3 separate regions of the Homo sapiens genome follow, and all the other regions are linked to region 2. The links are chromatin loops, found by intact Hi-C in ENCODE. Cell type or tissue: heart right ventricle. All regions are shown on one strand. Each heading gives the region's core, and the rest is flanking DNA. Links, peaks and the distances in the headings are about the cores only.

Evidence for each region. A loop is a pair of places that touch in the nucleus more often than their neighbours do. Peaks named below come from ENCODE experiments on the same cell type or tissue, not always from the same donor. Only the 100,000 strongest peaks of a DNase experiment are listed, where the experiment ranks them.
Region 1: a loop joins it to region 2, with 1.9 times the contacts of the local background. A loop is called at or near these places in 4 of 110 quality-filtered maps.
Region 3: a loop joins it to region 2, with 1.9 times the contacts of the local background. A loop is called at or near these places in 7 of 110 quality-filtered maps.

The regions. Positions count from the first base shown.
Region 1 is chr18:44,849,413-44,859,715 of GRCh38, forward strand. All of the region lies in intron 2 of SETBP1 (SET binding protein 1), which reads left to right. Among named protein-coding and RNA genes, the nearest start is that of MIR4319, 120 kb to the right of the region's middle. In heart right ventricle, for the core only: no CTCF peak of the experiment used is centred there; no DNase peak of the experiment used is centred there; H3K27ac peaks cover 1,157 bases.
Region 2 is chr18:44,790,407-44,800,709 of GRCh38, forward strand. All of the region lies in intron 2 of SETBP1 (SET binding protein 1), which reads left to right. Among named protein-coding and RNA genes, the nearest start is that of SETBP1, 110 kb to the left of the region's middle. In heart right ventricle, for the core only: no CTCF peak of the experiment used is centred there; no DNase peak of the experiment used is centred there; H3K27ac peaks cover 2,967 bases.
Region 3 is chr18:44,700,320-44,710,622 of GRCh38, forward strand. SETBP1 (SET binding protein 1) reads left to right here. Exons shown (of 6, transcript NM_015559.3): 2 at 856-1,513. The coding sequence starts at 1,028. Among named protein-coding and RNA genes, the nearest start is that of SETBP1, 25 kb to the left of the region's middle. In heart right ventricle, for the core only: no CTCF peak of the experiment used is centred there; no DNase peak of the experiment used is centred there; H3K27ac peaks cover 2,566 bases.

The DNA of each region.
Region 1 (10,303 bases), core at 1,607-9,606, 59 kb after region 2:
ACTCCAGTGCACTAATCTGTAAAACAAGAGGACTCGATGTGAATATGCCCTAATGTTTCCTTCAGCAGTATGAGCCCGGGATGGTTTCCCTATTTGGCAGGGCACTGAAGTGTGAGTGAGCAAGCGGTGAGGTGGGTGCGGGGTGTGTCAGCCCTGTTCATGCTGCATGGCAGTAGCACATCCGTGACGCCCTCTCTGAAGTGTGACTGAGCCACAAGTGATGAAGGCCATGGGGAAGAGTCCACAAGCACTGGGATGAGAGAGAGAGAGAGAGAGAGAGAGGAGTTCAGCTCTCATCTTCATCACTTTCTAACTGTGTGGTCTTGAGCAAATGACATAACCTCACTGAGCCTCAGATCCCATACCTTCAAAATGGAATTACGGTGTCTATTCACAAAAAGAAATGTGAGGAATAAACAAGATTTATATGATGCACCTGGCACATGTGAACATTTATTAAAAGTTTATTATTATAATCAGTCACCTATTCCATACTGAGTAATTATTTATTATTTATTCTTTTGGGGTATTTGGTTATCTTCCAACATGACATAGAACTCAGCAAGAGAAAGATTAGTTCTTTTAGTATATGCTTCTATTGCAAATGTTTCTAAATTGTTCCTGAATCTTCCCCCTTGGCTCTCACCTCCAAAACTTGATCATTCTTGGTGCAGAGGACCCCACAATGTTGTCCAAAAGTTGGATCTGGAATGTTTCTTTAGCACTAAATCAGTGATAAAAACTGCAACATTAACTCATGACATACCATGGAATTTGCATTCCAGTCACCCATTGGGATCTTTAAAAATGCATACAACTCACAAAGGACTCTTGTCCATGTGGAGAGATTAGACTTCCCCTTCACTCAAGGGGGTCGTCAGTCCCACCCAGCATTGACATGCACCCAGGTCATGTGTACAAAGCTTTAATTCGGCCCAGATGGCTTCTTTTCTTTCCTTTTTTTTTCTTTTTTTTTGAGACAGAGTCTTGCTCTGTTGCCCAGGCTGGAATGCAGTGGTGGGATCTCGGCTCACTACAACCTCCGCCTCCCTGGTTCAAGCAATTCTCCTGTCTCAGCTTCCCAAGTAGCTGAGACTACAGGCGAACGTCACCATGCTCAGCTAATTTTTGTATTTTTAGTAGAGGCAGGGTTTCACCATATTGGTCAGGCTGGTCTCGAACTCCTAACCTCAGGTGATCTGCCTGCCTCAGCCTCCCAAAGTGCTGGAATTATAGGTGTGAGCCACAGCACCCGGCACCAGATGGCTTCTTATATCAGGAATAGGTGGAAAATCCCCCAACTCCTTTGCTCTGAAAAACCTTTGTATAAAGAAGCAGCTTTCCTGGCTTCTTGGTTCCCCAACTTCTCCTGCTTCCCAGACCTCTAGGCAGCCTCACTGACCATGTCAAAATTAAATCACAGTAGATGTTCATTCCAAACCCTTTGTGTTTTTTATTCACCAATTGGTAGACACCTGTCTATTCTAGCCAAGGAGAGTGCTTAGTTCTGGAGACAGGTGCATACTCATAAATGCCTATCTCCTGCCTTCAAGGAGCTCCCAGTCTCCTATCAAAGACACAGGATCTATTCAACCTTGGGATCTATTCTGTTAGGTGTGGAGGGGGTCCTGAAGTGCACTATGTAACAGCTGTCCTCTGGACCTTTGGTCTGGCTGATGAAGCGGGGCACATATTGTCATCATCATCATCATTATCATTATCATCATCAAAAGTTAAAGGAATTATTTACCCTTCAACCCAAGAGCCATCTGAAGGACAGTATATGCTAAGTGGTAAATAAGTGGCATAGATAGAACATGGTAGACCATTTCAGAGAAGGAGGGCCCAGGAAAGCTTCCTGTAGGAGGTGAGTCTTCATTTGGATGGTAGTGATGTTTATGATCTGGATTGGCACAGAGAAGTGGGATATCAAACTTTACTCAGGCAGAGTTTATAAATAGAGGATGAGGTCTGGGCTGAGATCTTGCTGTTTTAGGGAAATGCAACTCAGAAAGTTACCAGAAGTGGTGGTCAAAAGAAACATATAAACTGGTAAAACACCTGGACTCAGCTCTTCTGGCCACCTTTGCATCTTTATTGTTCTTTCTTCTCCCAGCATGAGCCTACACGGTCTCTGTACCAGCTGTGCATCACTTCAGGTGACTTCCTTTGTCCCTTTCTCTCTCCTGGTCTCTTCCTTTTCCCCTCTCTCTTTCCTTCCTTTTACACACACAAGTGCCAGCCAGGCACATAATATGCTTTTTTTTTCTGGATCTCATTGTCCTCTTCAATAAGATGAGAGAGTGTTAGAATCCTTCATGAGTCTAACATTGAATGAGTCCTGCTTGCTTTCAGTCTGCCATCTGCCCCATTCTCTAGGTTGGGAATGCTAGCCTCCAGAGGTGAAACCTGGGCCATGGGCCTCTCTGGGGACCTCCTCAAGGTTGCTAAGCCTCACACCGGCGAGGCTACACTTGCCATCCCTGGGCTCTGCTCCTGGAGCCCACCCTCTTTCTGAGTGCCAACAGCTGCCTGCCCCATGCCCCAGGCTCACGGCCTTCCACGCCCTCCCAGGTGCAGGCGGTTCTAGGAAGCGAATAAGAGCCTCAGCTTTGATCACACACACAATAACCTCAGCACCGAGGCATCCATCCTAATCACTTTTGATTACAAATGGATTAAATGGGACAGCAGCTGCACAGAGCTGCTTTGATTCAGCCCCGCTCAATAATGAGATGCACAGGCACAGGCTGGTAGGCTGCAGCTATCAGCCCCGCCCAGCCCTCAGCCCACCACCTTCAGGGGCTCCTCTGAGTGGTAGGCAGTGATCAGAGACACAGAGGAAACTAAGGCAACTTGCATGAGCCCTGAAATCAGTAACCTCAGTGCCCTCAGCCTCTTTTGAGATCTCCTCATGGCCCACCTACATGCTATACTCTGGCAGTTGTGCCCCCACGTTCTGCACCATTGCTGCAAACATGCAGCTTGGTCCGTCCGTATTCCCATGAAGCTGGGTGTGCAGCCATGGGTCAAACAACAGCTGCTCTGCTTAAATGAATCCCCAGAGGGTCCGGGGGCTCTTCCCCTCCTCTATGCCCCATATATGGCCATGTGATCTATCAGGGCTGGTAGGGATAATAATATTCTCACTAATATCATTTATTGGTATAATAGGTATAAAGCACATTCATGGCCTCCATCCCATTTTATTTTCCCCCAAATCCTGTGAGCTAGCCAGGATTTGGAGGACCTTATTTTCAGAAATAAGGAAACTGAATTTCAAGCAAGTAAAATGGCTTTTCCTGGGTGCCTTTGATACCCATTCTGGTTCTTTGGGGACCAGCCCAAGCTCTGTCATTCTGCCATGTAAGCATCTACCAGCTTCTCCTTCCCCTCACTGGAGAGTGTCCTGAGTGTATCTAATTTCTAATGGTGGCCCCATGAAAGCAGTGATTGCCATGTGTGTCTATTTTTGTGTACAGACTGAACCACTCAAGGGCTGATGAGGTATGAGCAGCTGCCTTGGCTAAATTGCAAGGCTTAAGGGAGGGAAGGGAGATAAGTGGAATTCAACCCCAAAGCCAAGAGTCCTCTGGGCTGGTGGATGCACTAACAAATTTGACCTTGGGGCATTTAATGTTTGGCCAAAAGAGTTTGAAAGAGCACTGGGGAATTCCCTGTTTCTAATAAAAGCTTCATAGAAGAGCCAACATTTCCAGTCACCTCCTGCCCACCTTTGCCCTAAGCCCAGGAAGGCAAGTTGCCAACCTTATGCTGAGGTGGCCACTTACAACTTGCCCATGGTAATAGCCAAAGCCCCTCCGCATTGCCCACAGCTCTCCCATGTGAAGAGATTTAGAGGGCCAGGTGTAAGGGAGAGGAAGGGTACAAAGTTTAACACCAACAATTTCATCTGTTAATGTGGTACAGTATCTTCTCCTGATGATCTCATTTTAGTGGTCTAAGTTGAGCCTCGCCATACCCCTTAAAGATATCACAGGATGGAGGGAAGACTAACTCATATTTATGAGGCACTGACTCCTTTGTCTCATTACAGACATCGAAACATCCCCATCCAAACATCCCTATGAGGTAGCTAATGTTATCCACCTTTTATGGATGATAAACAGAAACTTGAGATTCAGCTTCTAAGAAGAGCTCATATCTGAACTTGAGTATGATTGGCTACTAAGCATGTGTTACTTTGCAGAACACACTGCCCCATCTGCATTCTAACTGCACAAGTGAATAAATTGAGCTGAATATGTGAAATGATAAGTAACTGGAATAAGGTCACAGTGCTAGGTCATGACAGGATTTGGATTAGAATCCAGGAGTCTTAACCTCAGTCTAGTCCTCTTTCTACATTATAAACTGCAGGGGCTCTTCCAACGTGCAAATTACTTTTTCCTGCCAGAAGCCTTCACCATGATGTTCCATCTACCTGAAGTGCCTCTCCCACAGCTCTTCAGTTAGCAACTTCTACTCATCCTTTGGGGGATGGCTTTATTGTCACTTCCTCAGGAAAGCCTTCCTTGACCACTCTCAAATTCTACATCAGACCGGTCTTCATTAATTCTTTTGTCCTACCCATACCTTTTTTCTCATTACTTTTTCTTGAACTTATCACAGCTCTAAATTATATTTGGTTTTCATATTCAAAATAAATGCTGTCTCCCCTAATAGACTCTTGGGTTCCCTGAGAGCAGGGCTTATATATTATTTGTTCATTGGCGTATCCCCAGAATGCATCACAAGGCCTGGCACTTGCAGGGGCTCCCTAAGAGAAAGTTGAAATTCAGAATGAATGTAGCAAGCAGATGAGAGGGGGAAATGAATCTTCAGTTCCAAAGAAACTCGCAGACATGTAGACCCACTGGAATAGGTCCAGGTGTAGCAGACTCACTGCGTTTATCTGGGATTTACTCAGGTACATCTTGAATTCCTAATAATGCAGATTTCTCAACGTGTTCTACAAGGTGGGTCAATCCCAAACACCTTTTGATTCTCCTTCCCTAAGACATCCTCAATGTATGTAGTGCTGCAGCCAAGACAAGCTATGCATCAGCCCACAAACCCACTGTGTGTTAGTGTTCTGCATTGAGGCTCCCAGCACTGAGCCAAACCAAGATGTTCATGGGCTATTGACCATGCCTACCCTACCACCTACCCACTCCAATCTTCCCAACGTCAACAAAAATCATTCTTCAACTTCTTAGGCAAAAACCCTTGGCATCGTCCTTCACTCCTGTCTTAACCTCTCATGCCATAGCTAATCAGTCAGCAAATACTGGGGGCTGTTAAGAAAACAGCCAGTGGGCACTTTTTTTCAGTGTATCTCAAATTGTGCCCCACATTGGTTTTTCTCCTCCATATTACCCCCCATATCTCTCAGAGTCATTCATGCACCATGACCTATACCTCTTAGCTCTGACCTAATGGCTCTTACGTGATGTGGCCTCACTCTGCTGTCACCTCCTACCACTGCCCTTGCTCTTTTTCTCTGCTCTAGGGTGCCAATCTCTTTGCTGTTCCACCAACACTTTGAGTACTATTCATGTCAGTAACTTTGCACATTCTATTTCCTCTTTTGGATTGCTCTTCTCCCAAATACCAGATGGCTCACTCCCTTCTTTCATTCATTTGGGTTTCACTCTAACATTCCCTCCTTAGAGAGGCCTTCCCTGATCAGCTTATTTAAAGCAGCATATCCCCCACTCTGCTTTTTCTTTCTGCTTTATTTCTCTCTTCTTTTATTATAATTAACAGGTTATAGTGTTATGATCGTTATTGTTTATTGTTATTATTTTACTTCATTGTTTGTCTCATTGAGAATAAGGACTTTGGGTTTTTTTTTGGTTCGTTTTGGGGTTTTTATTTGTTTGTTTTTTGTTTTTGTTTTTGTTTTCATTTTGCTATTTCCCTACATCCTAAAAAAATAAATATTTATGTAATGAATTCATTGGCATCTTTCACATGAACTCCGTGCAAAAGTCTGACTACCCTCACACCTGGATTGGCACTGAGGACATGGTGATTCCTGAAGTTGTTGGGATGCCCTGTTCCATACAAGTTACCTGGACTGAATTCCAGACTAGTTGATGTCTTAAGTGGACGGGCTGATGAACACACCAGTGGTGCATTGGGGCCAACTCATGCTAGGTGGCAAGAGCCAGATGGGCACATCTCTTTCCAACTCTGCAATCAGTGACTTCAGGCTAGTAGCTTGACATCTTGGGAGTATTTACACTATGGAAATTGGCAAATGCCTCACAATGGTGATTCCCCCACCCAGAGAGCCAGTTGTTGAAGAATTTCCAGCACATGACTGGTTAGTTACAGTTACTCTCACTGGCATGGTGTGCTCAGATCTGCCTGCCACATTGAGGGGAAGGCTTTTATAAGCTAGATGATGAGTGATGGCATTGCGATCCGTGTTCAAGAAGAAAAAGTTGAAAGCACTTGGGATATTTTGCCTGGGCGTGTCATCAAAGGATCAGAGGCTGGCTACTGGAATAAACAGGCTGTAGCGTGTGCCTACGGGCAGGACTGGGGAGCAACGGGAGAGGATGAGTCCTCTAGTTTTGGTGTTTGGATCTAACTTCAGTCATGGGGCCTAGAAGCTGTTGCTTAATCCATCTTGTTTTTTTTTTTTTTCAGTCTGTAGAATGAGGTTCACATTCCCTATTTCACAGGAAGATCATGAAGGTTAAAAAAAAAAGCAATTAGTTCCTGCTCCCCAGAACTAGAGAGACAAGTTTCAGTGAGGCATATTTCAAATGCATAAAGGTAGAACTTGTTAAGGGCTATTGCTGTGTCACTAAAATAGCAAGTGCCACTTCCCCAAAGTGCTCAAGCTGAGCTCCCATCTGTCAGAAAAGGTGGAAAAGGGAATTCCTGCATTGGAGGAAGGCTGGTCTGGATTATCCCTTCCATGCTAAGACTTCTAAAGCCAAGAGCATGTCCCTGGGCAAGTCACTGCCCGATTTTTTGCCTCATTTCCTCCATCTGTCAAACCAGCAGGGAAGTTTCCAGCCCTTCCTGTTTTTCATTGTTGTTGGGATGATTATGTGAGATCATCTTTTGAAATGTTTCTAGGTTGAGGGAGTAAAGCTATTTTATCAATCTCATATCTTACTACTTTTGTTATATTAAAAATGCTTTATATCTTGAAATAGGACAAGACTCCCTGTGACTTGATTATCAAGAATGCCTGCCATTTGCACTCAATAGATTGAAAGGGTAAATATTTAAAGCAGCCCTATTGCAAAACTCTTGTAAATTTTATGTGGAAATAAGCTGTGTTTGTTATAGTTGGAGTGCTTATTAATATCCTATGAGGTTGAGGAAAGCCTTAGAGTGAGTAGAGAGAATGGCCACTGCTGTTAACATGCACATGTCTTTCATTGCGATATGGCAAAGGTAAGAGAGGGGAAAGAAGTTGGTATTCTTTTCCACTTTCTTGATGTTCTTCTTTCCTGGAGCCACCCTTGCTTTGTATAGCTCCCCGTGTAGCAACGGTTCTTATGCTCTCCAAATTATGAGCCTCCCTCACCTCTACTTTCTAGATCTGGAATTTCTCTTTATCAAAAGAGCTGAGTTCTCCAATTTTTCTTATCTAGTTATAAGTGAAGCACAAACAGAAATCCTGAGAATAGTTGCACAGCATTTGTGGTATAATTGACGAATACTGGGTTCTTTATTAAAACTAGAGTTAAGTAGAAAGGGTTGTGGAGAAAACATGAAACCTCTTCTTCTATGAAAGAACAGTGAGAGATGAGGGCATGGCTCTTCCTAGAGATACAGATAGGCTTTGCCAACTCCTGTTACGTCAAGAGCCCTACCACTCCACCACTTTTGTTGTGTTATCTGTTCCTCAAGTGGACTCTAGGTAATCTCTCCCTTTAGTAATAGACAAGGTGTATGAAGCCTGATAATGCCTTGGGTGAGTGTCAGAGCCATCCATAGCCTATCCAGTTTCAAAGGCTGTCAGATCAGAAAGGATTGTACAGAGTTCTTCATGTTAGAGGTGGGGAATATTAAGGGTCTGCAGGGATATGACTTGCTCAAGGTTGCACTTTTAGTGAATTGCTGAGTGTGTCTGCAAAAGTGAACATTGCCAGTCCCTTCGGTGGGCCCTTCTTTGTGCTATAAATAAAGGGTTTGGGCATGTGATTACTAAAGGGCTTTCAGACTAACTTCGCAGCTACTTCCAGTCCTGCTGATGTAGGATCTGTGTGTTACATTCATTTTGCTCAGTCTCAGTGGGCAATGTATAGAGAGCTATCCCCCAACTGAATCAGCCAGAAATTCTGGACAGGTTTGGCCAAAAATGGGTAGACTGTGAGTCAAGCATACGTGTGAGTTCAGGGAGAACAATGAAAGGATATCTTATTTGGAGAAGAGGTCTGGGGAGATCTAATCCACATTTGACTGAGATGTTTTGGCATAAAGAAAACCTTCATTTCCAGATACCTCTGTGAGATGAGCACAGAGTTCTTGAGAGTGAAATCATGGAGATTATTTTTAGCAAATGGATTGGTTGAGGCAGGATTGTATGAGACGCAAATACACACATACATAGCCCAGAAAAGGAGAGTTTCTGGCGACACAGCTGCTTCCAGAAGCTGTTTCCAGAAGGTATGAAACACAAGAGGGAGATTTTTAACAAAGGACGAGGAAGTATACATGCCAAGGAGCCAGACTTCCTTGGAAGTTGTCATGAGAAGAATCTAGTCCTGTTTTCCAAGGATGTTTTGTTTGCCTAATGCACTGAGAGCATCTTTAGAAGCTGTGGCAGATTCTGCAGAGTATCTTCAATGGTGAAGAATCATTTTGAAAACAGCCAGCTGTCTCAGTCCTCAAAGAGCTCCCAATGCTAAGGAGTGGCAGGACCGAATCCTGGCATTTGCAATGCCAGTAACACTAATGCAAGAGCAGGGCCATCTGTGGAAGGGATTGCAAATTGATTGCACAGTTTTCAAATAGCAGTTCAAAGATATTTTCATTTCAACCAATGGCAAAGCATACAAGCAAGCAAGTTCCAGTTGGCTAATTAAAATAAACAAGCAAATAACCTGATTTAATGTCTTTGAAAATACTCAGTAATATTTCTGATAAAAACTGTTAGCAGAAGTATTTGATAGACAAAGACTATATTTTAAAATATTTATTTTGTGAAGGTTGTTTTTTGCAAAGGAGAGGAAGAGCTTGCTTTTCACCTCTCTTCTCTTTGGTGAAGATAGTTGTCTTCCTTGAAGGCCCTGCATCCTGCTGTCCAGCTCCTTCATTCTGTCAGGCACAAGACTGTTCTTGCCACCTGTGCTCTTTCTAGATCTCATGCTGTGTTGGATTTGAAGATGAAACAATAGCATGTTTCATACCTGTGGTAATAGAGATGGCTTACTTGGGATTTTCTACTTCTCTGTATTATTAAAAGTTATAATACACTTTAATATTATTAAAAGTAATAATTGCCCACCTATATGATCATGATATCACTCTTTCTTGGGATGCAACTATCTCCTTCCCATTATTGGTTACCATCTGTGATGGTGTCTGGAACTTGGCATGCCATTGCTGGAAGGAAGGAAGGAAGGAAAAAAGTGTGGGAGGGAGGAAGGAAGAGAGGAAAGAAGGAAAGAAGGAAGGAAGGAAGGATTGGGGGAAGGAGGGGGAAGGGACAGAGGGTAAACTTGTTTGGGGAGAGAAGATACACATGATAATTAACAATGTTCATAGCAGTGTATAGTACAAAATCCTTTGGTCACCCAGATTTAGGAATGAAACTCCTTTGAACAAAGTCAGCTTGAGTTTAGAAAAATTTGAAGGGGAGATCAAGATGGCAGAGACAATACCTTAGATGCCTATCTTGTGGGGCTGCATGGGGCTAATGGAAAGTCTGACTTTTACCTGCATGGTGAGTCACCTGAGGCATGGCTGGCAGTGGTACCAATGTCCCTGGGGACCAGGCTGCCTCCCTGGCAGAGTAGGGAGGGAGATAGCAACCTTCCATGAAGGGATTCCCAAGGGGATCATGGATGGCTGAGACAGAGAACTGGACTTTCCATGATTCAGAGCTATGTCCACATTCCAGTTCTGCCACTTTTTGCTGTCATAACCTTAGGTGAGTTATTTAAGCAGTTTGAGCCTCAGTGTGTTCAACTATAAACTGGAGAAAATAATACTATCTTGCACTGATAGTGTGAAATTTAAGATAGATAATGAAGTTAAAGTACCTACCTGGTACAAGAACAGGCTAAAGTAGGTCCTGAGACAGAAGAACAGGCAAAAGTAGGTCCTG
Region 2 (10,303 bases), core at 1,583-9,582:
TTTATTAGATAATCATACATTAATTTTCTCATGAGTTAAAACCAGCCAGACCTTCTGAGCCATGATAGCAAGTGCCGTCACACTGAGGTGCTGCAAACCCTCACAAACTGAGAACCTTACTCCTTTAGTTAACATGGGCAGCCTTATCCCCAGAAAATGTAAAACTTCACTGTGCTTTTTCAAGTATATTCCCAGGATTCCTTCACAGGCCTGTAAGGCATGGGATCTCAGTATTGGCTGCATGACAGAAATGCATGGGGAACTTTTTGAAGACCAAAATGCCTTGGTCTGACCCCCAGAGATTCTGTTTATTTGGTCTGGGAGGTGCTGCCTGGATGTTGGGATTTTTAAGAGTTGTGTGGCCCAAGTTGAGAAGCACTGTCCTAGGGGCTCAGGAATTGCTTGGCCAACCTTCTTGCTTTAGAGAAGCCTAAACTTTGGGGAGATAAAAATGTACATTCCTTAAAAGAGTCCACCCTGAACGAACACAAAACCTAGATAAACTATGAGAGCAGTTGTCTATTTAAAAAAATTATTAAAAATATGCTTTTTTCAGAAATGCTAATTGAATACCTGCTGTTCCCAATACTATTGTAGACCCTGGGAATACACAGGCTGAGCTGGTGAGGAGTCTGCCTGCCTGGAGTTTAGAGAAGTTCAAGGACAGTTAAGTTGACAATGGACTAGAGCTACTTTGCATAAGAGGTGCGCTGAAGGCAGGATTTTGTCCTGCCCTCAATTCCAGGAGATATTTGGTAAAGTCTGGAGACATTTTTAATGTCACAGTTGGATCGGAGGCGCTCTTGTATCTAGTGGGTAGAGGCCAGGGATGCCACTAAACACCCTCAAATGCACAGGTCAGCTCCCACGAAAAACAATGATTCAGTCCCAAATGTCAAAAGCACTGCATTTCGGAAAACCGTCCTAGTGGTAGAGAAAGAAGATGGGAGAAGGACTTTTTGCAGGAAAATTCTCTTACTGTAATGTTTCTTACTCCAACACAAAACACATACACACACATATATACATGCACACCCACACAGATAAAACAGACAAATCAGTGCATTGCTTTGTGGGCCTCACATCAGCCTCTGAGGAGACTTGCATCTCTCAGTGGTGGGGGACACATTCAGGGTTTCTAGACGTGTCCCAAACCACTCACTTTCCCTGAATTTTCAGCATTTAGGAGAAATTTCCATGGAGAAGAAGAATCGCTGTCTGGTCATCCATGCAATTTCCTGCTCAGTTTTAATAGCAGCTGGGCTTCTCCCTGTCTAAGGTTGAAACCAAAAGGCTGTATTTTCCTGTGGGGGCGAGAGAGAGAGAGAGAGAGAGCGAGAGAGAGCAAGAGTGAGAGAGCGCTTACAAACGCCTCCCTGGACATTTAGAATTTCTAAATAGAATTTTGGCTCAAGTCTTGAAAAGCACAGAGTGATGTCAGCTGAGGCGGCCGCTTAATTGCCCTAACTTCTTGGGGAGGGGTAAGGCAGGTATCATCTCTTCTTCTTCATGACCTCCTACTCAACTGTGGGGAAGGCATCCATCTGGAGCCAGAACCATGCACTTCAGTCCTGGTTCTGACACAGTTGGCTGTGCAGTTTCGGGCTCATCATTTCATTTCTGTCTGCCTCTGCTCCATTTTCTGTGATCTAACAATTCTGCTTTTGGGCTTTGGGTGAGGATTAGATTTAATTTGTATAAAGTACCTGATATATAATATAATAGATGTTTAATAAATAGCAGCATTTAAAATTGTTACCATCAGCAAAGGGGGAGTACAGGACTAGGAGATCCCCAATGTCCCATCCACTACAATACGCAAATACAGTGTCATGCTGGAAAATACAGAGGCTTGGCCTGCACGGAAATATGGGGAAAGGTCTTTGTGTTTATGTGAGAGAGAAGATATCCATGTCTGTGTATGTTCCAGATGATTTTTAGGTCCCATCGAATTCCCCCTTGCTGCAAGGAACAGCAGGAGCCAGAGCGTAAGGTAAACGTGTCTGTTGCCTGCCTGAGAAATGAAGTCAGAGCCGTGCCTGAGCCCACCATTCAGGGAGCAAACTGTGCACCCAACTTTGGTTCCGGGTCTTTGGTGGTAGAGCCAGCATAGGGTAGTTGCCAGAGCTGGCATGTGTACTTTTCCTGTTGCCCACCACCGCCTGGAGTACCTGGACCGGATGCCCACGTTCCTCCCCCTGCTGAGCAGGATGTGTTAATTGTCTTTTGCCCGGCCACTTCCACCTCTCCTCTGCCTCCCCTCCATGCACACCACACAGACAAAGTAGGAATATGCTTTTTGATGTTGGCTGGTTTTAGAAGTTTGCCTCCCACCTTTTTTTCTCTTTCCAAAGGAGAACAACCTGAATACCACACACAGTGTTATCTAGCTCTGACTTTGAAGAGGAATTTCTCCCCTTAGGGCTCTATTCCTGGTATAGCATAATCTAGGAGAAAAAAAAAAAAGTTTATCCCAGGGAAGCCAAGTCAGCCGAGAGTTATTCAGAGTGTCTGACTGCTTGTTATATTTAGAAACTACCCGGAGGAGAGCTTTGAGAATGCAAGAGCCTTCCAACTACGAGTGGTCCTGTTGGATTCTCCTTCTGGTTACATGGAGTGGCCAGATGAAGAAAGTCTCCCTGACTATTATTATTTGGGAATCATGGGATAAGAGAAAAAGCAGAAATGCAGCTATAGAGTGTGACAGCCGTAGAATTAAAATCTAGGGTCTCCAAATTATTGTGTCCAAACCTCCCCTTTTGCAGATGCATGTGCTGAATGAGCCGTCATTGGTCTGCTGAACCTCAGTTTTTTTATCTATAAAATGAGGCAGCTGGGTGGAATCAGTGTTCTAAACCTTTGCTGCACATTAAGATTATCTGGGGAGTTTGTTAATAATAGAGATGCTGGGGCCACACAACCAGAGATTCTGATTGAAAAGGCCTGGTGCACACTGAGCACCGGCATATTGCCAGTGCCCCTCCTCAGGGGAATTCTAATTTCCAGCCCTGGTTGACATCACTGGGCCAGATCAGTGCTTCTCAAAGTGTGGTCTCAGGACCAGAAGCAGCAGCATTACCTGGGAACTTGTTAGAAACGCCTATACTTGGACCCCACCCCAGACATACTGAATTAGAGACTTGGGTGGTGGGGACCCCCTGTGTGTTCTATTAAGCTCTCCAGGTGGTTCTTATGCATGAGACAGTTTGAAAAGAACAATAGATTGGATAACTTTTTAAGGGGTGCCTACTAGGTTTCAAACATAATCCTATAAACAGCCTAGATAGGGTACAAGATCAAGCCAAGGCCACACAGATGGATAAATATGTAGGGGAGCCCTTACCAGAATCCAGGCTTTTTGAACTGCTATCCAGAACTCTTTTAATTATCCAATTAGGAAGATGTTTAGGATTCATGGCATGTCATTCCAGTCTCTCTTTCTCTCTCTTCCCCTCCCTCTGTTGAGCTTCTTGTGGGCCAAAGGATTGTGGAGGACATGTTATTTTTAGTTCATGATATACTTACAGTACAGAATATGTTAATTGCAAAAAGAAATTGTTCTTTAATTCTTAGCCATTAACAAGGGGTTAGTCAGAGTTGGACTATTGGCCGCTTCTTTGGTTTCTGTAACTACTGTGACTGAACAGATTTTTTGGAGGTTGGTTGGCAGGTAAATGTAAAGATAATAACAGCCTGCAGAGTATGAACAGGGGAGGGCTAAATAAGAGGGGGAATGGGGACACCAGCAGCACCTTTCCCTTGGGACACAACTGTAACCCTTTTAGCTCTTCTAAAATAGCTAAGATTGCAGCCATTGTACGGCATTTTGTAAAATTCACTGTCTGTGATGGATACAGCTGTATTCTTAAACAGAAATGACTTTTAGGACTGAATTTTTGATGCACTAAGAGATCATTTTATTTAGTTGTCCTAGAGATAAATGCTGCACCCCACCACCAAGAGGTGGAACTGGGACTAGAAGCTTGCTCTTCTCATGCTCAGGCTGAGGTACTGGAGTCGGAAAGAGCAGAGGGGACTTCCAGGAAGATATGGTCGTGTACAAAACTTGGGAGATTACTGGAGGCAATGAGATCGTAATTCAGAGGCTCCCAGGGCTGACAGAAGGAGTTTTAGACATTGCCCAGCACATCTCTCATTTTATAGAAGAGGATTTTGAAGTTTGGATGAGGAAAGTAACCTGCTGGGAAGTCACAAAGGGTTGCAATGACCCCAGCCCTCTTGGTGTCGTTCTTACCCAGTGCTGTCCCTAACATATCACCTCATTGTCTAAAGTCACTCAAATAAACAACAGGAAGATTTGCTGGACCTCCTACCTTCACATACCACTGCAGGCTCTTCAATAAATGGTATTGGGTAGGGATGTGACTTGGGATCGTGATTCATTTTGTTTAGGGATGACTATTGGTGGCAAAATGTGTCTTAGGATCTGAGATTTGTATGTGATAATTCTTCCTTGGGTTATCAAGCAGGAAACATTCATGGATGCAAGACATTCTACCTAATATTATAGACGAGGCTCAGATGCGGTGGAGGATCAAGGCTTACCCAGATTTGAAAATGTGGCAGAGGCCCTCCCCTCTAGTTTCAAGAAAAATATGATTCCTGTGCTCCAGAAAAGTAAGTTGATAAAGTGCTGCTTCTACCTAAGTGCAATAAATCTAGTATAAAATAGCAGTGTCTTATGAGGGGATGTTATTGTGAATAAGGTCACTGCTTGCCATAGTCAATGGTCTACCAGTTCCATGGATATTTTCCCACTCCTCTCTTTCTCTTTTTCTTGAAATACCATGACTTATTAAAATGCCACAGTGATGGTGATGAGCCCTGAAATAGCATGGGTGGTCTCTTAGTTGTTCGGTCTCAGGTTCCTTTTAGATCCTCATAGTGTCAGGAACCCTGACCAGTTTATAATTCACTCATTGCTACTTGGCACATCGAACACCAAGTCTTCTTCCTCATAGCCTGAGTCTCCTTCGGTAGCTATAGCTGTTATTAGAAGTAGAGTGGGAGTGATTGAGCGGTTTTAGATCAGGTTTACTGACTAAGAGTAGCAGGGGAAACTGTGTCTCATTCTGCCCACCTATTGATTCTGGGGTTTCTAAACTCATCTACTGGTTACATCCAGGGTGATTATTATCTGATGAAAACCTGAAGAATGTTTTTAAGGTGGAAAAGGCTACAGATAACAGGTGTATTTTTAAAAGCCTGACAAGAATACGTGTATTTTATGTATTTTATACATACAATGTTTTATGCTAACCCTCAAATTTTGAACATTTAAAATCATTGCTTAGAAAATCACCATACAGATACAAAAGCATACATACATACACATGTGGCCTTGCCTTGTTAAATAGAACTCAGTCAACATAAGCTCTTCTCTCTCTAATTGTTAGAGAGTAACACAGAGATATTGTCAGTCTTTAAAAATGGGTAGAGCAGTTTGGCCCTACACTAAACATCCCTAGACTATGATTTTACATTGGTTCCTGTGCTGTCTTTTTATATCATTTGAGTTTTCTTTCTCACTGTGAAGATGCTAGTTCTTCTCCTTTTCCACTGTTAATAAACATAACCAGCTCTTTCACCAAACTAACCTTCCAATTTGTGCTTCTAATCTGCTGTGGATGGGATACGACATAATCAAGCTGGTGAAAAATGTGCTGAATGTTGGAGCAAACTGATCCCGAATTAAGACTCAAGTAGATCTTCTATAATGGAGTTCTCTTTCCACAGATTTTTCATTTTCAGTCAGCTCAGTGAATTTATTTATCGGGTATTTGCAAAATGAACATCAATATTTTATGTATTGAATTTCCCTTAGGATTATGATTCCTTCCAGAGTCACAGAGGAAATGGGAAAAGAATTATATATATGACTGAATTAAGTAAAGTTTTAGAGCTAGAACGGTTCCTGCCTATTGCGCTAGGAGAGACCTCCAGGATAATCTAGAATTATCTAGTGGTAATCTAGACCAGTGCTTGTCCATCCTCACTGAATGCACGTAAGAATGACCTGGGGAACTATTAAAATACCAATGCCTGTTTCCCTCCTAAAGAGATGCTTATCTGGGGTGGAGCCCCACAATCTGTATTTGTTAAAAGCTCTTTATGTGATTCCAACTGCAGCATGAGTTGAGAATCAGGCATCTCATACAAGTCTCTCACATTACAGATGAATAGTCTGAGGCCCAGGGAGTGGAAGTGACAGGCAATACAGCATTGTCTATGCCCACAGTCAGCAGCAATCCCTGCACATGGCAGAATACTGTTATGATAGCCTTCTTTCAATGTAGGGTTTCCCTGTCTAAACAGCTCCTATTCCTTCAGCTTTTTCTCAAGTGACATGATTTCAGAACTTGGCCAGCACATGCAAGCCTGCTACACACACACGCGCACACACATGCATACACACACATACACACACCACTTTTATCAACTGTGGGATGCTCTACTGTAGCAAAATAATAATCTCTACTTTATTTTGTCTCTCTCTCTTCTCCCTTATCCCCTTTTCCCTTCTGGACTTCCGCCTACCTGAAGGGGGGTAAATGAGGCCTCAGGAATGCACTTGCTCAATATTGTTCTCTGAACTTGATCTGCCAGTGATGTATTAATTAGCTGGGGCACTGCACCTTAACGAACAGGTTACAGGCAGATCCTGGTGTGTGTTAATGCTTAACCAGAGATGTTCAGCAGTGGTCTCATTTGTGGCCTCAATGTAAAGAGAGAACTGTTCTTATTGTATTTTTATAGATGTTTTCTTACTTGTAAGTGTTGACGTATTGGTTTCAATGCCATATGTCAGCATATTTGCTATATGTTGTCTCACATATGTTTAAATTTTTGAATAATAGCACTTTCTGTGTAAGTTATAACTCCTAAGCTTCAATTTATACATGTTTTTCTCCCATGCATGTGTAACTGTGTATGGCATAGCTTTCACTCTGTCATTACATGTTTTAAATTTACCTTAAAATCAATGAATGTCATGTATTTTGCATTAATCGCAGAGCAATATGATACTGCTAGCTGTCATGACTTATTCTCTGTTAACCATGATGAAAAGCACCAAGCCACTACCCTGTCCCTACCCCTGGTGTAGCCTGGTGAGAGGTGGCCCCATCCAGGCTGAGTCACAGATGCAGGTTCAGGATCTCTTAGAATTCTCTTGGCGAAAATGGTAGCTCTCTCTTGCGCCACCTCCCAGCTGCAAAACAGAGTCCTGCTCTTTCCTTGAACCCAGTACTCTGGGGGCTGATGTTAATGGAGGACAGGTAGAAAACAGAAAGTGCATGAACCTCCAGGTGCGCCATGGAGAGAGCTCATTCCCACAGCAATTAGAGATTTTTTTTTTCTTTTCTTGAGAACACAGCATATTTTGCCCACAATTATACTTTTGCATTGACTTCCCAAACTCTCTTTCTCTTTAGCAGTCCACCTCTCTGATCTCATCTCAAATCCAGAGCCATCCTGTTCCGGAAGATAACCCAGGTTGTCATAGAGCTTGGCAGGTGGATTCATGTTGGGCTTGCTCTTGATGCTGGTGTCTTATGAACACATTCCCTGACATCTAAGCAGTCACCTGTTCTACTAAAAGCATATAGGATCCATTTGTGGACCCAAACGCTATGGATGCTTTTAGGCCAGGAAATATACACAGAGACACAAAGTGTTATATGCAACATCTGGAGATTCATAGACCCTCTTAGGAGGACCATAATCACAAAATAAGAATCCTTGGGTGCAGGGATGGACTGTTCCCTCCCAAGAAATAACATAATGTTGAGAACATGTAGACTTTCAAGACATAGTTGCTGAAACCATAACAAAAAAAATGGTGTTCAAAAATCATAAAATCTGAAGATCTCATAGATAGATCATTTAGTGGAAGCCATTCATTTTACTCATGAGAAAATTGGGCCCCAGAGAAGGAAGGTGGCTCCCTAAGGCCACACTGAGGTTAATTACAGAAATGGAAATGTCCCTCTGACCATCTTTTCTTTCTGGAACAATGAAATCCTTCCACCTAAGTGAAGGTGGACTTAACTTGGCTTTTTCTTGGGTTCTTTATAACTCCTTGAGGTATAGGAAGATACCCAGGAATCAAACTTATACCCCAGGGTGGAAAGAAAAACCAAAGTGGCTGAATCTAAAATAGCACTTCCCCTTTATGAGGAAAGTCATCATTTTTCCGGCAACAGGGGCTTTCCACAATGGTATCTCTGGGTTATAAGGAAACCTCTACTCTTCTCTGATGCTGTGTTTTTAATTTGTGGGGAGCTGGAAACCTCACACTGAGACTGAACTTAACATATTGCCCTAGGAATGGAGGTCACTTACGTGTAGCTCAGCTGTTTTCCTAAGCATTCAAAAGACCAAAATAACTCTCGCTTATCTCCTATCTTGGAGCCTGAGACCTGAACAAACATTATGTAGAGGTAAGTGTAACTTGCCCAAGGTCAGCCCCATACTTAGCCTGAAGTCAACTCATCCACATTTCATGCACTTGCCTCCACTGATAGGCAGTGCTAGGCCTCTGCTGGATTTTTTCCATCCTTTGGTTCCTCAGTGAATCAATCAATTATTTGCTTGTGTTTATTGGACTTCAGCTGTATATTAATTAGCCATTGTGGTGGGCACTGTGGACGAGATCTGGCCTACAAGAAACTTTTATGTGTTGGAGAAGTAAAATCAAAGCTTGAGGATTTTTATGAACAGAATTATGACTGTCATTAACATCTTATATTTGTGTAGACATTTAAAATGGCTGTGTGTTCCCCATAATAGCTTTAATAGACAGGTGAGAACCTTTGTGTAAGAGTGGACAGGGCCTTTCCATAGGTTGTTCTCTCTGCTTGGGATTTTTCCTGTTCCCTCCACTAGCCTCCTATGCATGCCCCACCTAAACTTGGCCTTGTTCTGAAGTCAGATCAAGTATAGGTTTTTTTCCGAGAAGCCTTGCCTATTAGATCCTGCAGCCACCCCAGATCACAGAAATGCAGGCATGCGTAGAAACACATTCCTTACCTCCTAAAACTCATCTCCTAAAACTGCACTCTTGCGCATGTGTGTGCTTATTGAAATGATGTCTCTCTACCTCCAGGTTGTGAGCTGGGTGTAGGGAAACCACAAAGATTGCTGCAGCATCACAGGGATAGTAATATCGCAGATGAACCATGATCACACTAGGCTTGAAGAAGGAGGATCAGTTTCAGAATGTGTAGGTTTGCTGGGGATGCGGAGCTAAAAAGAGGGCACAAGCAAGCTCTGTTGGAGGTATACTTGATAGGAGCTGTGGCCTTTGGTTAAGGACACAGCTAGCCTGGGGTGACCCAGCATGGAGGAAGCTGGGAAAACAATACTTCTGACCTCACTCACCTCCCTTTTGTGATCTCCTGCTGGTGCCCCTTCTTGGCTAAAACCAAAGGGTAAAGGAACCTGAATGTGTAGGTATAGAAATCAGCATCACTGGCTAGATAGCAGACCAAGAGGCAAGGGCAAGATGTCCTGCCCAGTGTGGAAGCTACCCCAGTCTTTGTTCCTTTCATCTCCTTTTCAGGTCAGTACCTTGGAAACTGTGGACAGCTGTTCATGACTGACAAATCATTCCCTACCAGAGTTAATATTTACTCCCCTTTGGCTACTGGGACCTTAGGAACCAGGTGTGTGATGGGCAGGGAAATTGTCAAAACTCAGGCTGGTGGTTGTCAGTGGTTTCTCTGGCCTGAGGGAAGTGGATTTTTATTTTATGCTAGGAGACCTCAAGGCTAATTATTCACCAAGTTGTGGTGGCTACCGTCTTAGCCCAACATAAATTTTAAAAATGCCTGCTTTGGATGTCATTTCCTTTTGATGTTTGGGGTAAGTGATGCTTCTGCTTTCACTTTCTTTTGGGGGCTGGGAGTCCTTTAGAAGCAGCAATGAAAAAAGCAGGGATTTATATTGGGATTCTGTTTATAATTCTTGAAGGATATCTATCCCCATTCTCAGATTTGATCTTCACACCAACCCTGGTGGCCTTCCGAGCACGGATCCGACAATCAAAATGTAAATAAACAGTTTCAAAATGGCAAGAACTTTGAAGAAAACCTGTGGTGCTGGGAAGGGCAGGAAGCTTTCCTGATGCATCTGTGCAGAGGGGTGAGCAGGAGTGAGCCAGTGAATGGAGAAGGGAAGAGCAGCCCAGCAATGAGGACGTTTTTCCAAAAGACCCCAAGAGGGAGTAGTTATGGCTGAGGAAATTTTGAGGAACTGGAAGATCCATGTAGGTCCAATGAAC
Region 3 (10,303 bases), core at 1,063-9,062, 91 kb before region 2:
GCCTATAAAATGCTCCTTCTCTCCCTTTTTCTCTTTTGCTGCTATGGAGACACAATACTACTTCATTTAAGAAACCAGAAAGGGAATTACAACTGTCTAGAAAGGCTATTTTTAATCTAAATAATTGATAATGATTAAATTTCTCTCTTTTGTGTCAGTAGAAACATTTGTTGAAGTTGTTTTCCATTAATCACAGTGTTATAAGTGATTTGCCACTGAACTCTTTTTATTTTCTTTTTGTGTGCCTCAAACCTAAGCTTTGCATTTGCTTGAAGAAATAGAGAGGTCTTTGCATAATTGAAATAATGCATAGTGAAAAATGATAAAGGTAAAATGGTTAAGAGATAGGCTGAATGCCCCTCCTCCAAGTGGGTGGAGAGCTTGGCCCAGGCAGCCTGGGGGTTGTGCTCAGCTTTGCAAACTGTTCTTCACATGTGACAGAGAAGCGGTGCAAAAAGCCAACCAAATACAGTTCCAGCAGACCTGAGCCTCAACACTTCAGACTTCCCTTTCGTCATGATTGGTTTTAACAGTGACTCAGCCAGCTGAAGCTTCAGTATAAAGAAACCTCTAGCTTGCTACCGGGCTGGAGAACTCGCACCTCTTATCTTTATTCTTGGGCCTACAGCTATAAAATTAATAGCAATCCATTATGAAGGCGTGTGTGAATGTGTTTTTCCCTCTGCTCTAGTAAAATCCAATTTGGGGATGTGCTTATTCTGGTTAGCTGTTTTTCCATCATTTCTTTTTTCCGGATGCCATAGATACGTGGAAGGGGGCCTCTGGAACTTAGATTGAGTAACCTTGGGGGTCATTTTCCTTTCTGCCATGCCTAACTGTCTCTTTGCTTCTCAGTTGCAGATCTGATCTCTTCTGAACACCTCATCGTGTCTCCATCCCTGGGAATCTGACCCTAGCAACTGGACCACTTTGTTCTTGGAATTTTGGGTGTCCTCTTTTCTCACCTTTCCCTTTTCCCTTTTCCCCTTCCCCCTCCTGAGAACTCCGGAAGACTGTAGAGATTGTCATGGAGTCCAGGGAAACCTTAAGCAGCTCCCGGCAAAGAGGGGGCGAGTCAGACTTCCTGCCGGTCTCCTCAGCCAAGCCCCCAGCTGCTCCTGGCTGTGCAGGAGAACCTTTGCTCTCCACTCCAGGACCTGGGAAGGGGATCCCGGTGGGCGGAGAGCGCATGGAGCCAGAGGAGGAGGATGAACTAGGCTCAGGGCGGGATGTGGATTCCAACTCCAACGCGGACAGTGAGAAATGGGTGGCAGGAGATGGTTTGGAAGAGCAGGAATTTTCTATCAAGGAGGCAAACTTCACAGAGGGAAGTCTGAAGCTAAAGATTCAGACCACAAAGCGGGCTAAGAAACCCCCAAAGAATTTGGAGAACTATATATGTCCACCTGAGATCAAGATCACCATCAAGCAGTCTGGGGACCAGAAGGTGTCCCGTGCTGGAAAAAATAGCAAAGCCACGAAGGAGGAAGAAAGAAGCCACTCCAAAAAGAAGGTAGGAAGCCCTGTCTTATGGTTGTTTTTGTTTGTTTCTCTGTTTTTGCCATTTTATCCTCAACTTCTTAGGGTCTATTTATATATTATATTTGACTCTAGAACAACGTGGGGTTGGGGATTCAGACCCCTGCACAGTTAAATCTGTGTGTAACTTTTGACTTCCCCCAAAACTTAACTACTAATAGCTTACTGTTGACCGGAAGCCTTACTGGTAGTATTATCAGTTGATTAACACTTATTTTATATATTATATGTATTATATACTGTATTCTTTCCAGAATTAAGCTAGAGAAAACGATCTTAAGAAAATCAAAAAGAAGAAAAAATATATTTGCTATTTATTAAGTGGAAGTGCACCATCATAAAGGTCTTCATCCTCATCGTCTTCATGGTGGGTAGGCTGAGGATGAGGAAGAAGAGGAAGGGTTGGTCTTGTTATCTCAGGGGTGGCAGAGGCAGAAGAAAATCTTCATATAAGTGGACTCTTGAAGTTCAAGCCCGTGTTGTTCAAGTGTCATCTGTACTTATCTACTCGTTAATTACCAATCTCCTTGATGGAATATTTAGAGACTCAAGAAGAAACACCTCTGCTATAATCTTGGTATAATGTCTAGTTCTTTATCATATCTTCTGCATATCTGACAAAAAATAGCTATAGAATTGTAATTTTGGAAAGTTCCTGTTTATTGTATAACAGCCAAGTGTCTGGGTCAGCTAAGCCATAACAAACTTTTTAGTATTTTTTTCTTTGTTTGCATTAGTTTTCATAGTTAGGAGTGAGATATTAAAAAATTTGAGTTAATCAGAACAGTCAAGAATTGTTAAAATCTCCTTTTGATTTCAGTCATTACTACTGTAAATCTTCCTAAGATGAATTACTCACCTGACTAAGGAAACCCAGTCTTTGTAGTAACTGAGACTCTCACAGAGCTGAAAAATCATCATTGTGAAAGCCAGTGATGAGCATTAGAACTGGAACTGTAGAAAAACAAGAAAGGGGGCAAGTGATTGGCCTGAATCTCTGTCCAACACATCACGGACTTTTAAGATTGGACATTGACTCAACTTGGTTAGTTGTCATTTTCCTCCTAAAAGTCAAACATGGATGTGCAAAGTAGCTAGACAGGTGGTTGGTGGTGTCAATTGGTTGGGAATGAATGAGTTCATATTTCATTGAATTTATTTTATATCCTAGGGGGTTACAGTGACTTACAGTGACCTCCCTTCCTGTGTGTGGCACTCAGCTGTGATAGCAGAGGACTGCCTTGGTATAGTAAGTTTTTGTCTTCGAAAATCTTTGGGACTTGGAGATGGCTCTAGAAGAAGCCCTTTTGTTGACAGAGTTTTGGGGTTCTAGGTTGTAGGTGTTAATCATAATCTTTGTCACTCTCTCCCTGACATTTGATCAATTATTTGGGCTCTAGATATGTGGATCAGCTAAAAATGGCACAAATGAATGAACTTCTTTTCTTTATAGCCCGAAGATATTCCATAGCATTTCTGTTACCATTAGGTTTTTTTTTTTTTTTTTTTTTTTTTTTTTTTTTTTTTTTTTTTTTTAGCTTTGGGGCAGTTATTTTCAATAAAACCACTAGGAATCATATTATTTCTTTAGCACAGGGCTTGTGTCCATCCTTATACCGGGTGTTGTGGCTGATTTTGTTGCATTTAAAATCCAAAGAACTGGCTAGAAGAGACTTTCTAGGGTGACTGACTCCTCACAGTTTGCCCAAAAAATCTGTCCTGGTTTCAAGACTGAAAATTCTGCATCCAGGAATTGCCCCAGTTCCTAGCAAACTGGGACGATTGGTCACCTTAGTTTAACATTTTGGAAGACAAAGGAACTTTTAGAAATTGGTTTGTTTTGCCAGAACATAGAGGTTGTGCTCTCTCCTCCCCCATTACAACTTTGCAGTGATTTCTGGATACTCTGTCGTGAAACCAAAGGTTTAATCTCCACACATACAGAAACTTCTGAGATTCATGCAAGAAAATGCAACAGTTCAAATCAGGCTCTGAAAGTGAGGCTTTGCATTGGAGTTGGGTCTCTTAAGATATGAAAATGAGTATCTTTGTTTCTGGCCATTGAGTTGGCCAGTTCTTTGTGTGTTGTTGTATTTTTGTGTGGGTGGGTTGTCTTGAGTAATGGTTACCCTTTGTCTCCATCACCTTCACTGCCAGGATTTAAGCAGCAACCCACAGTTTTGGGAGTTCAAACCCAAATTCGCTGCCCTAAAAAGAGAATACATTGTCCTGATTAGGTACCACTTTTCCTAAAGCCACTGATTGTTCCCAAATATAGCTTTCTCCCCATTGGAACACACCAGAATAATGTTTTGGAATCTGTACCATCGGGATGATTTCAAAGCTGAAATGTGCAGTGGACTTTGGTGCTCATATCTGAAGTTCTCAGGCTGGTCATTTTCACCCAAGAAGCTGGATGCTCTTTGTGGACTTTATGGGAAAGAAATAAAATTGCTTATTTGAATATGTGATTTGCCAAGTAAGCATTTTTATGCCTCAGCAACTGGAGGGGACAGAGAGGAAGAAGAAGGGCTGAAATTCAATGCACAGTGCTCTTTATGATGACACTGTGATGGGAATACCCTTGAAAACTTTTTAATTGTTAGAAGCTTGCTTCATATGGTACTTCTCCACCCTTCTTACATTTATTTATGCCTAGCACTGTTACTTTCCAGAAATGAATTAATACAGCTATCATCACTGAGTCTCAATTACTTGATAGATGACAGGAACATCCTCTGATCTCTATGGGATGAGAATGTTAACTTTATTACCCTTAATTCCTGCTGTTTTGCAACCAGAGAGTAAGCAAAGGCTAAAGCTGAGGGTGAGATGTAGAAACCTTGCCTACTATGTGTGTGGAAAAGTTTAGTGGCATAAACTTGCAGAATTTACTTATTTGTATGAATGAGAAATATGTGATCAGTAATTTGGCTCAGAATGGATGAGGATGAGATTTCGTAAGCAACACACCAGCATCTAATCCTGAAATCACCTTCTGGATCTATTTTTATAAGTTGTACCACTCTTTGAAGCAGTGGACATGGAGTGGCCTCTGGGAAGCAGGTCCTACACTAGGAGCTAGAAAGGAAGCCCTGTTAAGCTGATCTTTGAGCTGCTAGTGATTCCTACTAGGGAGTCACCTGAATATATGTGCTGACTTTGAGCTGCTAGTGATTCCTACTAGGGAGTCATCTGAATATATGTGCTGACTTTGAGCTGGGGTTGGCAAACTGTAGCCTGTGGGCCAAATCCAGCCTCCTGCCTGTTTTTGTATTGCCCCTGAGCAAATAATGTTTTTTACATTTTTAAAAGGTTGGGAAAACATCAAAAGAATAATAATATTTTGTAATATGTGAGGCATATGAAATTTAAATTTCAGTGTTTATAAATAAAGTTTTATTGGAACACAGCCAAGTTCATTTGTTTATGTTTTGACTCTGACTGCTTTTTCTTATAGTGGCAGAGTTGAGTTGTTGTGACAGAGGTACTATGACCTTCAAAGATTCAACTATTTACTCTCTGATCCTTACAAAAAATGTGCATTGATCCTTAACTTAGGGTAAGGACATAGAGTTTCAGGATAATAAAGGTTTTGTTTTATTTTGTTTTGCTTTAATAATTCAGCCTCCAAGTTTGGAGGCTGGGGGGAATTAGGTGTTATATTATGTGCTGCTTTTTGTTGTTGTTATTTAAGTGAACCAGTTAATTTTGCTGAAGTCATTGCTTGACAGCTCCAGGCAAAGACAGCTTATATGGGATCCCAAATGATTTTCGTTTTCATTGGTGTTTGAAAAGAAAGCTCTGTGTGATACGGGTAGCATGACTTACATATCATAGGCTAGTTCTCTGTGATGTTAACTCTAGTTATACATGGTCCACTGCTTTGGGATGAAGGCATATATGTGTAGCATCGTCAACAGCCTTGTTCCAAATTTTAAACCTAGGGCTAACTCTCCAAACTGGAGAAGGATTATAGATCGTCAGGGAACATCACCACTTAAGTGGTAAGTTGTGAGGAGGAGCCCATGGAAGTACTACCTCCCTGGCTCAAGGATGCACGGACTCTTCTAACCAGGATAGAAGTCTCTTTTCTCTTTCATATAAAACTAGGATAGGAATTGAGATGCTATTTGGGAGAGGGCCTATGATGGATTTACATGCTTTACATGAGGTGTGAAAGCAGCATTTGGTAGGAAGTAGAGGCTGAGGGGAGAGCTCAGAAGCTACTTCGGGGCCTCTGAACTCTCCTTTGGACAGGTCTAATTTTGCAGATGGACCCCACACATGTAACTTGTTCTTTATCATGGGACCAACGTGGTTGCAACTTAAACTTACTCAGGTAAGTGACTTAATAACTTACACTTCCTCAGGTTTGCTTCTAGGTGATTAGATTAAAACAACAGAGACCATGAAGATGAGTCTCTGGAAGAATGTTCCAGTAGTGCTGGGCACAGTGGCTCCTGCCTGTAATCTCAGCACTTTGGGAGGCTGAGGTGGGTGGATCACTTGAGATCAGGAGTTCGAGATCAGCCTGCCCAACGTAGCAAAACCCCATCTCTACTAAAAATACAAAAATTAGCCAGGCATGGGGTGGTGAATGCCTATAATCCCAGCATCTTGGGAGGCTGAGGCAGGAGAATCGCTTGAACCCAAGAGGTGGAGGTTGCAGTGAGCCGAGATGGTGCCACTGCCCTCCAGCCTTTTTGGGTGACAGAATGAGACTCAATCTCAAAAAAAAAAAAAAAAAAAAAAAAAAAAAAAAAAATTCCAGTAGTGACAGGGTTTTGAAGAGTTTCCAAGCTGGGCAAGGCTTAGCAGCTCTTCTCTTTCGTGAGGATGTTGGGAGTCAGGGACACCTGTCTAGATTCAACAGCAAGATAAGGGCATGGGAGTTCCAAATGGATGCCATACAGTGACTCAGGGTAGGAGATGTGGTGTGATAGTCTGACACCAAGCAGCTTTGTGAATCTGGATCTGCAGTATGAATTTGCTGAAGCCCTAGTTTCCTCACCTGCCAAATACAGGTGATGATTTCTACATGATATAACTCAGAGGAAGATTTTAGAAGAAAATGGATAATTTACAGAGCAAACATCATCATAATAACTTTGATTTCTTGAGCTACATGGCAGACCCTCTGCTAACTGTTTTACATTACTCACCTTATCTGTTAGTCCTCATAACAATGCTGCCAGGCAGATCTTATTTATTTACAGGAACTTGAGGCTCAGATTGCTTCAAAGGAGGAGGAGCTGGAAGGGGCGAGGTTTTCCTATGAAGCCAATTCTATTAGACTCCAAGCAAATGTGTATTCCAGTCCCTTAGTTGCCACACCCTATAAAAGTAAAGGATTTCTGAAAGGTGAGGATCACTAGAGTGTTTTTTCCATACTTTCTCATATAGCTGGGGTGGCACAAGCATAATCTGCCACATTTTCCCTAATTCTAAGTTTTCCATGGTTTTGAGAGAGTGTTCAAAGCTCACTAGTTAAAGCCCTATTTTTTTATTCATTGTACTTACAAATTTTATTTGCTTTTGACAAAAATACAACTTCTATTTCATTTCTTTGGATTTAATTTTTCCTCCTCTCCAGTTCTATTGGGAGATCTTATTTCCTCCTGTTGCAAGGACTTCAACCTTATACCCATCAGGTGCCTGCCATGGTCCTAGAAGCACATTCAGGATTTGTCTTGGTCTAGACCGTCATCATATGCCTAGGGAAAGACTCTTGTATTCCGTCCTGAGCATTCACAATCTGCTTTTGAGAAGCCAAATAAATCATGCACTTATTTCCTCCTTACACAAAGAGCAAACACACAAAGTATGGATAGGAAAAAAGTTTCTTAGGTGTTGTTGATGGGAAGAGAGGTTGGCATTAGATTGCAGAGAGCAATGAATGTCAAATAAACGAGTTTGGATTTAATTCTGTAAGTAGCAGGGGTGCTCACAGGGCTTTGAATCAGGGAGAAGGAACGGTTGCAGGGGTGCTGGGGAACTTGCTGAGAGTGACTCTGTGTAGAGGAGCTTAAAATGGGAGACATGAAAGGGGAGCCTTTTGGTAACACAGTTTTCAGCAAGGAGAGATTGGTCTAGGGTTCTTCCCTTTTCCTGGCATGTCCTGAGAAGCACATTTCTCTCTTGACCTTTAATGGTTGTAGCAATTTCGTTTACACGTGGGTGAGGAGGGGTCTATGAGAGGAGGTGTTTGGCAGAGGGTGAGGGGTGGCTTGCTTTGCCAAGGGTGCAGGTTGCCTAACCTCTGGCTGCTGCACCCATGGTTTTCTTCTCCTCCACACAAGTGGGTGGCTCAGAGAGCCTTCTACCCTCCTGGTGGTTCAAGTGTCCTTCCCTTGCCATCCTATTTTGTCAGCACTTTCTCTGGTCACTCCCAAGTGTACTGCTTTACAGAAGACTTGGCCTCTCTTCTTCTGGGGGTGGGAATGTGGTGTTTCAAACTCCTGGGAGTATGAGCTTCTTCCTCCACAACACCCTCATCCTGACTTGGAGATGAGGTCTCCATAGCATTTCTACACAAGAGGTTGAATTTCCCCTCTTGTTTCATTTTAGTTTTTGTCTCCTGAGATTTAAAAACATTTTTAAGTACCACATTTCTATGTATTCATTAGAATGCCTGGAAATTTTGTTTCCTGATAGATTTCTCTCTGATTATGTTGTAGCTAAAGCAGCAGGGAAGGTGGGGAACGACCTTTTCTGCAGGGCAGCAGGGAGCATTGGACATGTCAGCTGAAAGTGTGAGGGAAAGAACCTTGGCCTTGGAGATGGGGAGCCCTGGGCACCGGCTCTGCCTCTGTGACTCACAATCACATTCGGCCAGCATACTTTACCTCCCTGCTTCTCAGCTTCTACATGTTCAAAAAAAAGAAAAGAAAAGAAAAGAAAAGAAAAAGATGAAGAAGAAAAACAAAGCAGCATTTTCCCTCTGAGGTCTTGTTTCTGTTCTATAATCTAGAAACTTTAAGGGCCATTCTGTTTCATCAGCAGGGCAAGTGTTTCTCTTTAAGAACGCTCATTACTATAAACAGATTTTTGACCTCTGTTTGGACCCACTGTTCCGTCATCAAATTGTTTCCTTTTAGCCCGAAATGTCAAAAGATCTAAAATCATGGGAGCAAGGGTCAGAGTTGAGCTTAAAATGTGGTGATTTACCAAACTCGTGTTCCGTAAATATATTTTGGGAATATTTGGTTATCCCTCAACCCCGTCTTCTATTTTTCTCTTTTTTTCTTCCTGTGTTTGGGATTCTCTGGGGGTTTAAAACATGTAGCTTGGCTGTTTCCTCCTGGTTTGGTGTTCTCTTGTTTGTTTTTTTCTCTTTGGACCCCCCCAAGGAAGGTTTTTTGGTGAATTCTATGCCATTGAAAATGCATCTGGCAGAGTAACCAGCAAAAACTGTGTTCTGTTCAGACAGAAAGTCATTTATTCTCTGAAGCATGGCTGGTGTGCTCTGTATGTGAAATTCTAGATGAGGAGTACAGGGTCTATTAGAAAGAGCCTCCACTCTGGAAGTGGATTAGAACTCAGATACCCTGATTCCAGGAACATGGTCTCTCTGCCTCTGGACAGAGACAGCCTGCATAATCTTAGGCAAGACTTAACCTCTTGAAACGTTTCCTGACAGTTGGAAAATCAGGGATAACAGCAGCCCCTCCTTGTTGATGTCACTGTGGTGAGGTTGAAGTTGTCCGTTGGACACTTAGGACAGCCCTTTGCTTAGTATGTCCTGCTCTCATTGCTGTTTGGCATCTCTCCCTGCGGACCATCCATAGGAGCTTCCTTAGTTGAGGCACAGAGTGGGCACACAGTGATCTGCAGTGGTGCTGGGCACTTGGGAGGCCTGGGCTGTGTTGAATTATGTTAGCTGGGGGGCAGCACCAGTGCCTGATGTCTGATGCCTGGAGAAACTTCTATTAGTTGAGCATATCACTAATGATTTTTTTTTTTTTTTTTTTTGGTGTTGGTGGTAGGAATTGCTATACGGATTTATTTAGAGATAGTTCAAAGGTCTTTTATCTCTGTGGTCATTTATCTGCCAAACCGGGATTACTGCTGAGCACAAAGGATGACTCAAAATGAAAGTTTCAAAGCAGTGTCAAAGGAACCATCAAGTGGGGTTCAGCTGGCGGCTGCTACTCTTCCAGCATTTGCAAAGTCGGCCCCTCTTCCTCATCGTTGCAATTTTACATCCTCAAAAAGTCCTCTCATTGCTACATTGCTAGTTGACCCGCAGTTATATTTCCTTTTTTTCTTTTTAATAAAAGGCAAGAGAAACAATCCGTTTTTGCCTTTTCCTACCACATCTTTGACTTTTCTGATTCCTGCAAGTTTAAGTTAAAAACATCCTACCTTCAAGCTACAAAATGCAGCACATCCCAGGACATCCCTCACCTGCTTTGCTTGTTTATTAGACACAAGTGGCTTTGTTCAGAAAGTTACTGGGAACCGCTAAGGATAGTCAAGGTGGAGAACACAGGGTGGGGTCTCAGAGTCTGAGGCCTTGGTTCAGGTTCCTGATAACATTAAATATAGAAAATACACAGCACAAGGCCTTGAAGCCATGCATTTTAGGAGTTTTTTTTTTTTTTTTTTTGAGATGGAGTCTCATTCTGTCACCCAGGCTGGAGTTCAATGGCAGGTTTTTGGCTCACTACAATTTCTGCCTTCCAGGTTGAAGCAATTCTCCTGCCTCAGCCTCCCAAGTAGCTGGGACTACAGGCCCATGCCACCACATGCGGCTAACTTT